Regions from separate parts of the Homo sapiens genome. Here region 2 is linked to region 1. A link is an interaction called in ENCODE POLR2A ChIA-PET data of the cell type or tissue named here. Cell type or tissue: CD4-positive, alpha-beta T cell. All regions are shown on one strand. Links, peaks and the distances in the headings refer to the core of each region. The heading gives the core; the rest is flanking DNA.

What was found. Peaks named below come from ENCODE experiments on the same cell type or tissue, not always from the same donor. Only the 100,000 strongest peaks of a DNase experiment are listed, where the experiment ranks them.
Region 2: POLR2A ChIA-PET joins it to region 1 with 12 read pairs; 19 of 35 experiments call an interaction of 5 or more read pairs at or near these places.

Annotation. Positions count from the first base shown.
Region 1 is chr19:13,834,031-13,839,334 of GRCh38, forward strand. It overlaps MIR23AHG (miR-23a/27a/24-2 cluster host gene), which reads right to left. Exons shown (of 1, transcript NR_036515.2): 1 at 486-5,304. It overlaps MIR24-2 (microRNA 24-2), which reads right to left and starts at 2,329; the gene lies at 2,257-2,329. MIR27A (microRNA 27a) reads right to left here and starts at 2,487; the gene lies at 2,410-2,487. MIR23A (microRNA 23a) reads right to left here and starts at 2,629; the gene lies at 2,557-2,629. RefSeq lists enhancers at 4,562-4,671, 4,702-4,921, 5,142-5,241. In CD4-positive, alpha-beta T cell, for the core only: no CTCF peak of the experiment used is centred there; DNase peaks (open chromatin) are centred at 1,841, 2,411, 3,041, 4,781 and 2 weaker places; H3K4me3 peaks cover 1,977 bases; H3K27ac peaks cover 3,932 bases.
Region 2 is chr19:13,744,960-13,750,324 of GRCh38, forward strand. It overlaps YJU2B (YJU2 splicing factor homolog B), which reads left to right and starts at 2,936. Exons shown (of 10, transcript NM_030818.4): 1 at 2,936-2,995. RefSeq lists a silencer at 2,917-3,226. In CD4-positive, alpha-beta T cell, for the core only: no CTCF peak of the experiment used is centred there; DNase peaks (open chromatin) are centred at 2,862 and 3,712; H3K4me3 peaks cover 1,892 bases; H3K27ac peaks cover 1,249 bases.

The sequences.
Region 1 (5,304 bases), core at 1-5,000:
CCCCCCTTAAGAACTGGGGTTTCCTTCATGTCACATCCCTCAAACCCAAGTTCCCCTCCAGCATTCTCAGATACCAGGCACCCCAAATCTTCCCCTGAGGCCTGAGTAATCCCGTAGGTCCAAGTTGCCCCCAAATGTCACTAGCTCAAGACCCTCAGATCCTGGTTATCGCCACATGTCACCCCTCAGGCTCAGCGTTTCCCTCAGGGTCACCCCACCACCACCACTTCAGATCAGCTTCCATCCTCCCTTGATCAGCGATGTGAAAATCTTTCCACTCTAGGGTTTCCCTCATGGTCACCCCACGATCCAGGACACCCCCAAGGTCACCTTTCCAAGCACAGGATACCCTGCTGCACAGAGCAGGTGGGGCAGGGATGGGCAGGCAGGAGCCCGGAGTGCCAGGATGGTAAATTCAGGCCAATCAAAAGCTGAAACTCCAGCGATGGGAGGCAGGAGTGAATCACAGACCAGACCTTCAGGAATGAAGTCAGGGCAACTTTTATTTACTTGAACAACAGACATGACACACAGCACGATCTCTCCTCTCCATCCCATCCCAAGCTTCTGTCCACGACTACCCAGGGTGGGGAAAAAGGCAATGGCCCAGCCCCGATGACCTGGGGGACTTCAGTGTGCCTCCTCAGTCCCACCCAGAAAAAAGCCTCCTCCCATCTGATTTCAAGATAGTGGAGAAAAGCCAGGCACGGTGGCTCACACCTGAGCCACCTGTAATTCCGGCGCATTGGGAGACTAAGGTGGGAGGATGGCTTGTGGCCAGGAGTTCGAGAACAGCCTGGGCAACATAGTGAGACCTGCCCCCCCATCTCTACAAAAATTAAAATTAAAAAAATTAGCCAGGTGTGGTGGCGCATACCTGTAGTCCCAGCTCTACTGGGGAGGCTAAGGCAGGAGGATCACTTGTGCCCAGGAATTCAAGGTTGCAATGAGCCATGATCACACCAGCCTGGCCAAGATGGTGAAACCCCGTCTCTACTAAAAATACAAAGATTAGCCGGGCATGGTGGTGGGTGCCTGTAAGCCCAGCTACTCAGGAGGCTGAGGCAGGAGAATCGCTTGAACCCAGGAGGCAGAGGTTGCAGTGAGCCAAGATCACACCACTGCACTTCAGCCTGGGCAACAGAGTGAGACTCCGTCTCAAAAACAAACAATAAAAGGCCAGGCACGGTGGCTCACAGCTGTAATCCCAGCACTTTGGGAGGCTAAGACGAGCAGATTGCTTGAGGTCAGGAGTTCAAGACCAGTCTGGGTAACATGGCGAAACCCCGTCTCTACAAAACATAAAAAAAAATTGGCCGGGCGCAGTGGCTCATGCCTGTAATCCCAACACTTTGGGTGGCTGAGGCGGGCAGATCACCTGAGGTCAAGAGTTCGAGACCAGCCTGGCCAACATGGCGAAACTCGGTCTCTACTAAAAATACAAAAATTAGCCAGGTGCGGTGGTGTGCACCTGTAATCCCAGCTACTTGGGAGGCTGAGGCAGGAGAATCGTGTGAACTGGGGAGGTGGAGGTTGCAGTGAGCCGAGATCGAGCCATTGCACTCCAGCCCGGGTGACAGTGCGAGACTCCATCTCAAAAAAAAAAAAACAAAAAAAAAAAAACAGAGTCCTAACTCTTCCCTGCCCTGAGAACCCCCTCAAGGCAGGGAGGATCAGCTATTCCCAGCGCCTCAGGACTAAGCACACCTGCTTGTGTCCCTTCTGGGTCCACAAGGAACTTGTTCCATGCCCCACATGTGGGGCGGGTGTCACTGCTCCTCCCGGCAAGTTAGAAAGCTGCAGGGCCCAGCAAGAAGGGGCCAGGTCAGGTCAACCCAGCCTGATACCGGAAGCCAGGAGTTGGCATTTAACGGTCTGGAGGCCCAAGGCAGCTTCCTCTTGGGTAACTGGCTGCTAGGAAGGTGCGGGCCGGGCCAGTGCCCCTGCCAGGCTTGGGAGAGGAGGGGCCAAGCCTCCAGGCCCGGAAAGGACACAGCTGGCTTCCCTTTTAATGGAAGGGCCACCCACTCACCCACCTATCTATGCTGGCACCACAGCCCAGCCTGAGCTGTGGCCATGCAGGGGTCCCCAGTTGCAGAGTTGGGGATCAGGGCCTGCAGCACACATTTGGGCCCAGCCAACCCCACCCACCACATCCCTCCTCCAGACACAGGTCTGATTCTGAGTCCTCATCTCTGCTCCAAGCATCAGCCCACCCAGGGAAGGCAGGGGCTGCAGGCTCCAAGGGGGCTTGACCCCTGTTCCTGCTGAACTGAGCCAGTGTACACAAACCAACTGTGTTTCAGCTCAGTAGGCACGGGAGGCAGAGCCCAGGGAGGCCAGGCAGCAGGATGGCAGGCAGACAGGCGGCAGCAGGGGACAGGCGGCAAGGCCAGAGGAGGTGAGGGCCTGGGGGGCGGAACTTAGCCACTGTGAACACGACTTGGTGTGGACCCTGCTCACAAGCAGCTAAGCCCTGCTCCTCAGGCCAGGCACAGGCTTCGGGGCCTCTCTGCCACCCCGTCCCCGGGCAGCATCCTCGGTGGCAGAGCTCAGGGTCGGTTGGAAATCCCTGGCAATGTGATTTGTGACAGGAAGCAAATCCCATCCCCAGGAACCCCAGCCGGCCGTGGCACAGGGGTGAGGGGGGCACCGGGCGGGGCCAGAGGCTGGCACCTGGAGGGGAGAAAGAGAGAGAGAGCAAAGGAGGTAATGAGATTTGGGGACACCTCCCCTCCAGGTCCCCAGATGCTTCCTTTGATCACAGGGAAGCTCTTTTCTCATATGCAGGAGCCACCACACGGGGAGCTGGAGCCTAGCTGTGCCCTCCGTTCCAGCCCCAGGACTGGAGAGGCAGAGATACCTAGAGGGCCCATGCGGGACAAGGAGGCTACAGCAACTTGCATGGCCAAGCTCCCCCCTCATTGAGCCCTGGGCAGGCCAAATGGGGCCATGGGGAGAGGAAGCCAAGGGGGGCCAGGCAGGCGGGTGAGGAAGTGATCTCACCCCAGCTGGCGCCACTTCCTAGAAGCCTGGAGGGCAGGAGGAAACCACCAGGGCCTCCCCCCCCGTGGCCCGGTCTCCTCAGTGGCCAGGGCTTAGCCCACACCCACCAGGGCGGATGCCGGCAGCAAGGCACCCCCCTCTCTTTCTAGACACGCACCCCCCGCCCCCCAGAGCACAGGATCCAAGCTCCAAGATACAGGCCTCTCCACCCAAACAGCCCAAGGTTCAAATCCTTGCTCCACAGTTTCCCAAAGACTCTCCAAAGCTTCAGTTTCCCCATCTGTAAAATGGAGCCAAGAGCCTCTTTTGCATAGCCCAGTGAGATGTCACCGAGTATGTATGTCACTCAGTAAGTGCCCAGCACCAGGGCAAGATACAGGATTTTCAGGACCCGGTGCAAAATGAACACGTGGTCCTCTAGTTCGAAAACTAAGAATTTCAGGCCAAGCATGGCGGCTCACGCCTGTAATCCCAGCACTTTGGGAGGCCGAGGCAGGAGAGTCACCTGAGGCCAGGAGTTCAAGACCAGCCTGCGCAATACGACAATACCCCATCTCTACAAAAAAAAAAAATATTTTTTCTTTTTTGAGACAGGGTCTCACTCTGTCGCCACGGCTAGAGTGCAGGGGTGCAATCACAGCTCACTGCAGCCTCAGCCTCCCAGGTTCAAGTGATCCTCCCACCTTAGCCTCCGGGGTAGCTGGGACTACAGCTATGCACCACCATGCCCGGCTAATTTTTTCTTTTTCTTTTCTTTTTTTTTTTTTTTGAGACAGAGTCTCGCCCTGTCGCCCAGGCTGGAGTGCAATGGCGTGATCTCGGTTCACTGCAACCTCCACCTCCAGAGTTCAAGCAATTCTCCTGCTTCAGCCTCCCGAGTAGCTGGGATTACAGGTGCCCGCCACCACGCCCAGTTAAGTTTTGTATTTTTAGTAGAGACGGGGTTTCACCATGTTGGCCAGGCTGGTCTCGACCTCCTGACCTCAGGTGATCCGCCCACCTCGGCTTTCCAAAGTGCTGGGATTACAGGCGTGAGCCACCACACCTGGCCCTAATTTTTGTAGAGATGGGGTTTTGCCATGTTGCCCAGACTGGTCTCCAACTCCTGGGCTCAAGCAATCCGCCTGCCTCAGCCTCCCAAAGTGCTGGGCTTACAGGCCTGAGCCACAGTGTCTGGCCCACAAAAAATTCACTAAAAAATCAGCCAGGAGTGGTGGTACACATCTGTAGCCCCAGCTACTCAGGCGGCTGAGGTGGGAGGACTGCTTGAGCCCAGGAGTTTGAGGCTGCCGTGATCTATGACCATGCCACTGAACTCCAGCCTAAGTGACAGAGCAAGACCCTATCTCTAAAATAAACAAAAACAAGTTTAAAAAAAGAAAATAATTTCAGGCTGAGCGCGGTGGCTCATCCCTATAATCCCGGCACTTCGGGAGGCCAAGACAGGAAGATCGCTTGGGGCCAGGAGTTCGAGACCAGCCTGGGCAATACAAGACAAAAAAATTAATAATAATAAAAAAAAATTCATGACCCCAGCAGTGCAACATTAAACTAACCTCCAGGTCCCTCCAAGCAGGGCTGCCGTGAGACTGCCCGTTTCACAAATGCATGAAGCCAGCCCTAAGTCTTTAGTGAGTGGAGCTTCTTTTGATAAGAGCCCAACACCTGGCTAGCAGACTCCAGTTTTGGAGCCCAAGTCTGCCCAGATTTGAAAGCCCCAGCTCTGCAGCTTCTGAGCTGGGTGACTCTGGGCAAGTCACTCAACCTCTCTGGGCCTCAGCTTCCCCATCTGCAAAACAGGGATAATAAGTATGGACTTCATAAGTCATGGTGAGGACCCCATGAGTGATAAACATGATCACGACAGAGCTGCTGCTGTCTTTGCCAAGGCAAAGGATAACGGAAACGTGGGTGTCTCACACCAGGACCCCAGTGTCCGCCCGATGTGGTGGCGCTCACCACTTCGAGACAGGCGGCGAGTGATGTCCTGTTTTGTCCCCTCCCTATACACACATACACACATACCAGCCACTCTTTCCCATCAGGCCCCAGCCCAGCCCTGTCCCCTTAGGGTCTGGAGGCGCCAACTGGGAGCAGGCGAGGCCCCGCAGGGCGGCCAGCCTCCCTGGGCCGCCTCCGGAAGTGAGACAGCACATTCGTGTCCCAGGGACGAGAACGGGAAGGGCGGCCATTTGGCCAGGCTCGTTTCCTGTGGGGTTTCCCCTGCACAGAGCCCAGGGCCGGGGCCAAGGCCACTCCCCATCCCCGCAGGCACAAAAGGTCTGGGTCTTGAGTGGA
Region 2 (5,365 bases), core at 117-5,116, 89 kb before region 1:
TCCAGCCCAGGCAACAGAGCGAGACTCCGTCTCAAAAAAAAAAAAAAAGATTTTTCTGGGGTCTCATGGTCTTTTAAGTCAAATGCATACAACCCAAAACAGTATAGCTCAGAGGACAAGGGAACAAGGTTTAGCATGAGCAGTTGTAGGTCAGCTCCTCCACCCCTCACTAACTGTGCGACTTAACCTCTCTGGGCCTGTCTCACCATCTGTAAAACAGAAATGATGAAAAGTATCTACCTTCTAGGGGCATTCTATGAGATTATGCATGTGTGAGTGAGCACCAAGCATTGCTCAGTGGTGCCTAGTGGGTAGTGAGCACTCAGTATGCAGCACCATGACTATGTAAGAATTCATTTGTTAGTAGAGCCCGGCTTTAGAACAGAGATGGAACCTGGCACCGAATAATAAAGCATGGGGAGGCCGGGCGCAGTGGCTCATGCCTGTAATCCCAGCACTTTGGGAGGCCGAGGTGGGCAGATCACCTGAGGTCAGGAATTCAACACCAGCCTGGCCAACGTGGAGAAACCCCGTCTCTACTAAAAATACTAGCTGGGTGTGGTGGCGCATGCCTGTAATCCCAGGGCTGAGGCAGGAGAATCGCTTGATCCCGGAAGGAAGGTGGAGGTTGCGGTGAGCCAAGATTGTGCCTTTGCTCTCCAGCCTGAGCAACAAGAGCAAAACTCCATAGATAGATAGATAGATAGATAGATAGATAGATAGATAGATAGATATAGATATATAGATATCTATAGATCTATAGATATCTATATATATATATATAGATATATATATATATCAGGAGGAATAGTAGTAATATTGTCATCACTTCTCACCCTGTCTTTGATAAATTGCCAGTTGAAGTGTCTGCTTCATCACTGAGAAAAGAGTGTGTTCTTTCCTCTCTGAATCCCCAGGACCAGACATATAGCAGGTGTCCAATGAACAGCTCAGCTGTTGAATGAACAAATAGATTCTGTTAGGCCCTACAAGGCATAAAAGTAAATTCAGTCTGGGCACAGTGGCTCATGCCTGTAATCCCAGCACTTTGGGAGGCCAAGGCGGGCAGATCATCTGAGGTCAGGAGTTTGAGACCAGCCTGGCCAACATGGTGAAACCCCATCTCTACTAAAAATACAAATATTAGCCAGGCATGGTGGCGGGCACCTGTAGTCCCAGCTACCTGGGAGGCTGAAGCAGGAGACTCACTTGAACCTGGGAGGCAGAGGGTGTAGTGAGCTGAGACCACACCACTGCACTCCAGCCTGAGTGACAGTGAGACTCCGACTCAAAAAAAAAAAAGTAAATTCAAAAGCCATTCACCTGTGCAGAAGGCAGGGCCAGGCTAATCTGAAGGCTCTAAGAGAAGTATCCACCCACTTCTTCTGTAAAAGGCCAGATGGTAAATATTTTAGATTCTTTGGGCTCTCTCTTCCTCTGTGGCAACCACTGAATTCAACCCTGTTGCAGACATAGACAATAGATAAATGAATGGGCCCGGCTGTTTGTAGGTAGGTGAAAAATGGCTTCCCTTCACCTTTATAGGTTCTTTGGCTGGGCTACGAATTAAATTGACATGTAAACAGACAGGGCAAAAGCCATATTTAATTATGTACCTATGCAGGGGAGTCCCACAAAATACAAGACTCCAAAAAGGATCAGAGAGGCTGGGCCCAGTGGCTCATGCCTGTAATCCAGGCACTTTGGAAGGCCAAGGCAGGCAGATCACCTGAGGTTGGGACTTCCAGACCAGTCTGGCCAACATGGTGAAACCCCATCTCTACTAAAAATACAAAAAATAGCCGGGCGTGGTGGAAGGTGCCTGTAATCCCAGCTACTCGGGAGGCTGAGGCAAGAGAATCACTTGAACCTGGGAGGTGGAGAGCGCAGTGAGCTGAGATCACGCCATTGAACTCCAGCCTGGACCACAGAGCAAGACTCCCTCTCAAAAAAAAAAAAGTATCAAAGAAAAGAATAGGGGTTTGGGGCTTCTGGGAGGATGGTGGTAACACAAGTTATGGGAGGGTAAGGGGAGAAATTGTATGATGGAGAAAGTCTGTCTTGTTAAGCAAATAAAAAAGTCTTGCAGGTAATAAAAGTTGTCTCAGAGCAGCCCTCAGAAGGATACATGATTGGGAATGGTTTCACTCTTCCCTAGTTAATAAGATCGTAGGAAAGCATTCCTCTTTCTGTCTTTAGGCAGATAAGAGAAATTCAGAGAAAACCTCTCCTTCCCTGCATTTGCTGTTCCCCCAAGTGCCCTTATTTTGAAGCAATCAGCAGACAAAAGCGCATATCCCTGTGTTCCAATGAAATTTTATTTACGTACGCTGAAATTTGAATGTTTTATTTTCATAAGTCGTAAAATAGTTTTTCCCCCACCTAACTATTTAAAAATGCAAAAACAGAGCAGTGGTTCACGCCTGTAATCCCAGCACTTTGGGAGGCAGGAGGATTGCTTGGGCCCTGGAGTTCGAGACTAGCCGGGGCAACATAGTAAGACCTTGCCTGTGCAAATAATTTTTCTTGAGACGGAGTCTTGCTGTTGTTGCCCAGGCTGGAGTGCAGTGGCGCGATCTCGGCTCTTTGCAACCTCTGCCTCCCGGGTTCAAGCAATTCTTTTGCCTCAGCCTCCCAAGTAGCTGGGACTACAGGGGCCCGCCACCACACCCTCGCTGACCGGCTGCAGCGCGCAGGACAGCACGCCTGGGAGGGCGGTGCCAGGAGGCGGGCCTCGGATTGGGCCTCACGTAGTGGGCTGGACAGAGGATGGAGCCTCTTGGCGTAAGCGCGGTTGGGCGGGGCATTCCTGGATTGGCCCACTCCGGCGTCGCAGAACGCTTGGCGTATCGTCCTTCAGCCAATCAGCGTGGAGCTGCTGCCTCGCCCCGCCTCACGCCGGCGTCCTGGGGGCGCGGAGAGGGCGCCCAGGTTCACCGCGCTCTCAGCGCGCACTTCCGGGCACGGTCAGGGCGTGACGTCGGGAGGAGGGCAGGTAAGTGCCGGCGGGCGGAGGAGCGGGGAGGGCCGGGGGTCCGGCAGCCGCCTCACCCTGGCCTCGGAGCTGCCCGGCGCGCCCTTCCGCGTCGGGGGACGCGGAGCTGAGGACCCGATTTAGATGCCCGGAGCCGGCCCAGGTCCCAGCCAGGACCAAAGTCCCTGAGGCCCCAGCTGAGACCTCTGACCCAAGTGCCCGGGACCCGGTCCCATCCTAGCCCGGATCCATATTATGCCTGAAGGGTCCTGGGTTTTTGCATCGGGAAAATGGGACCAATAAGTCCCTATCTCACCAGATTTTATAAAAATGATTCTTGTAAAACCGTGAGCAGCAGAAATGACTAAACTGCCAAACGTTTAACTCGGCGTCAGGCGCTGCCCTGAATGCCTTAACCAGCCATTTTTACACATAAGGAAAATGAGGCTTAGAGAGAGAAAACAATTTGCCCCAAGTCAAGCAGATAGGAAGCAGCAGGGTGGAGCTCCGAGCCCAAGCCGTAAGCCCAGGACAAACAGGGTCGGTAATTACTTTTGCACCAAGGACCGGAGATATCTACACGCCCACCCGATAGCCCCGTCTGCCATTTACTGGGGTAACAAAACCATCTTAAGACACACACACACCCTCGAGCTCCTGTAAACGGAGTATTTGCTCTTTGCAGGCTCTTCCCGTGGGTTAGTTGATTCACAGCATCCCCAGAAAGTCAGTCTTGTCGTCGTCATTCGCCCTTTACCGGTGACGAAATACAAGCCCAGGGAAGCGCAGTCACTGACCAAGGTCACCCAGCTGATGAGGAGTGGAGCTGGGATTCAAGCCCAGGGAGCCGTGTCCCCTAACGCCTCAAGGGGCACTTAGCTATTTTGTTGGCAAAAGTATTTTTAGGTTGGAAGGGACCTTGGAATAATCCAATCTAAAGGACACACTTTATAGTTGGAGGATACAAGACTAAGGTGAGGGTAGAACAGTTTATATCCGGGACTTTGCACCACTGCCTCACCACCTCACTACACCACTCCCACTCCATCAGAAGCTCTTCCATCAGCTTCTTTCTTTCTTTTTGTTGGAGACAGAATCTCACTCTTGTCACCTTGGATGGAGTGCAGTGGCGTGATCTCGGTTCACTGCAACCTCCGCCTCCCAGATTCAAGCGATTCTCCTGCCTCAGCCTCTCCAGTAGCTGGGATTACAGGCGTACGCCACCAGGCCTGGCCAATTTTTGTATTTTTAGTAGAGACAGGGTTTCACCATGTTGGCCAGGCCGGTCTTGAACTCCTGACCTCAAGTGATCCACCTGCCTCAGCCTCCCAAAGTGCTGGGATTACAGGCGTGAGCCACCGAGTCCGGCCCCCAAGAATGGTTTTAAATTTTCTAGTAGTTGGGGAAAAATCAAAAGAATAATACTTTGTGACATGACGATTATGTGAAATTCAAATTTCTGTGTCCATCAATAAAATTTATATTGGCATGCAGCTACGCCCGTTCATTTATATATTGTTTGGGACTGATTTCTAGCTATGAAAGCAGAGTTGAGTTGTTGGGGCAGAGATAATCTGGCCTAAAAAGCTAGAAATACTTATTTTCTGGCCCTTGACAGAGAAACTTTGCCAATCTCTGTTCTAGAATACCCTTCACTGCTTCACAGAGTCTCTCTTTAGTGTAAACTAGAACTTCTTTCTTTTTTTTTTTTTTTTTTGAGATGGAGTCTCGCTCTATCGCCCAGGCTGGAGTGTGGTGGCGCAATCTTTGCTCACTGCAAGCTCCGCCTCCCGGGTTCACGCCATTCTCCTGCCTCAGCCTCCCGAGTAGCTGGGACTACAGGCACCCGCCACCACGCCCAGCTAATTTTTTGTATTTTTTAGTAGAGACGGGGTTTCACTGTGTTTGCCAGGATGGTCTCGATCTCCTGACCTCATGATCCACCCGCCTCGGCCTCCCAAAGTGCTGGGATTACAGGCGTGAAGAACTTCCTTCTATATGACCTAAAAGCCTCCCTTCCAAACATGAGAGGGGGTCTCACCACCCCTAGTTTGAGGAGCCCCTGCATTTCCCACCTGTGTCACCTGCACTGACTGTGACCCTTATGGAGCCTCATTCAGTTATCTCAGTTGTTTACCCAGTTGACATTTATCTGGGCCTGGCACTGTCCTAGGTGTTAGGGATATGGCACAGTGTGACCTGCCGGGGGAGACATAAACCGACACAGGGTGATATGATCAGAATTCCAGGAAACAAGTGACTATGGATTGGATGGTTAGATGAGTTCATTGGTTTTTTTTGTTTGTTTGTTTGAGACGGAGTCTCACTTTGTAGCCTAGGCTGGGGTGCAGTGGCGCCATCTTGGCTTACTGCAACCTCCGCCTCCCGGTT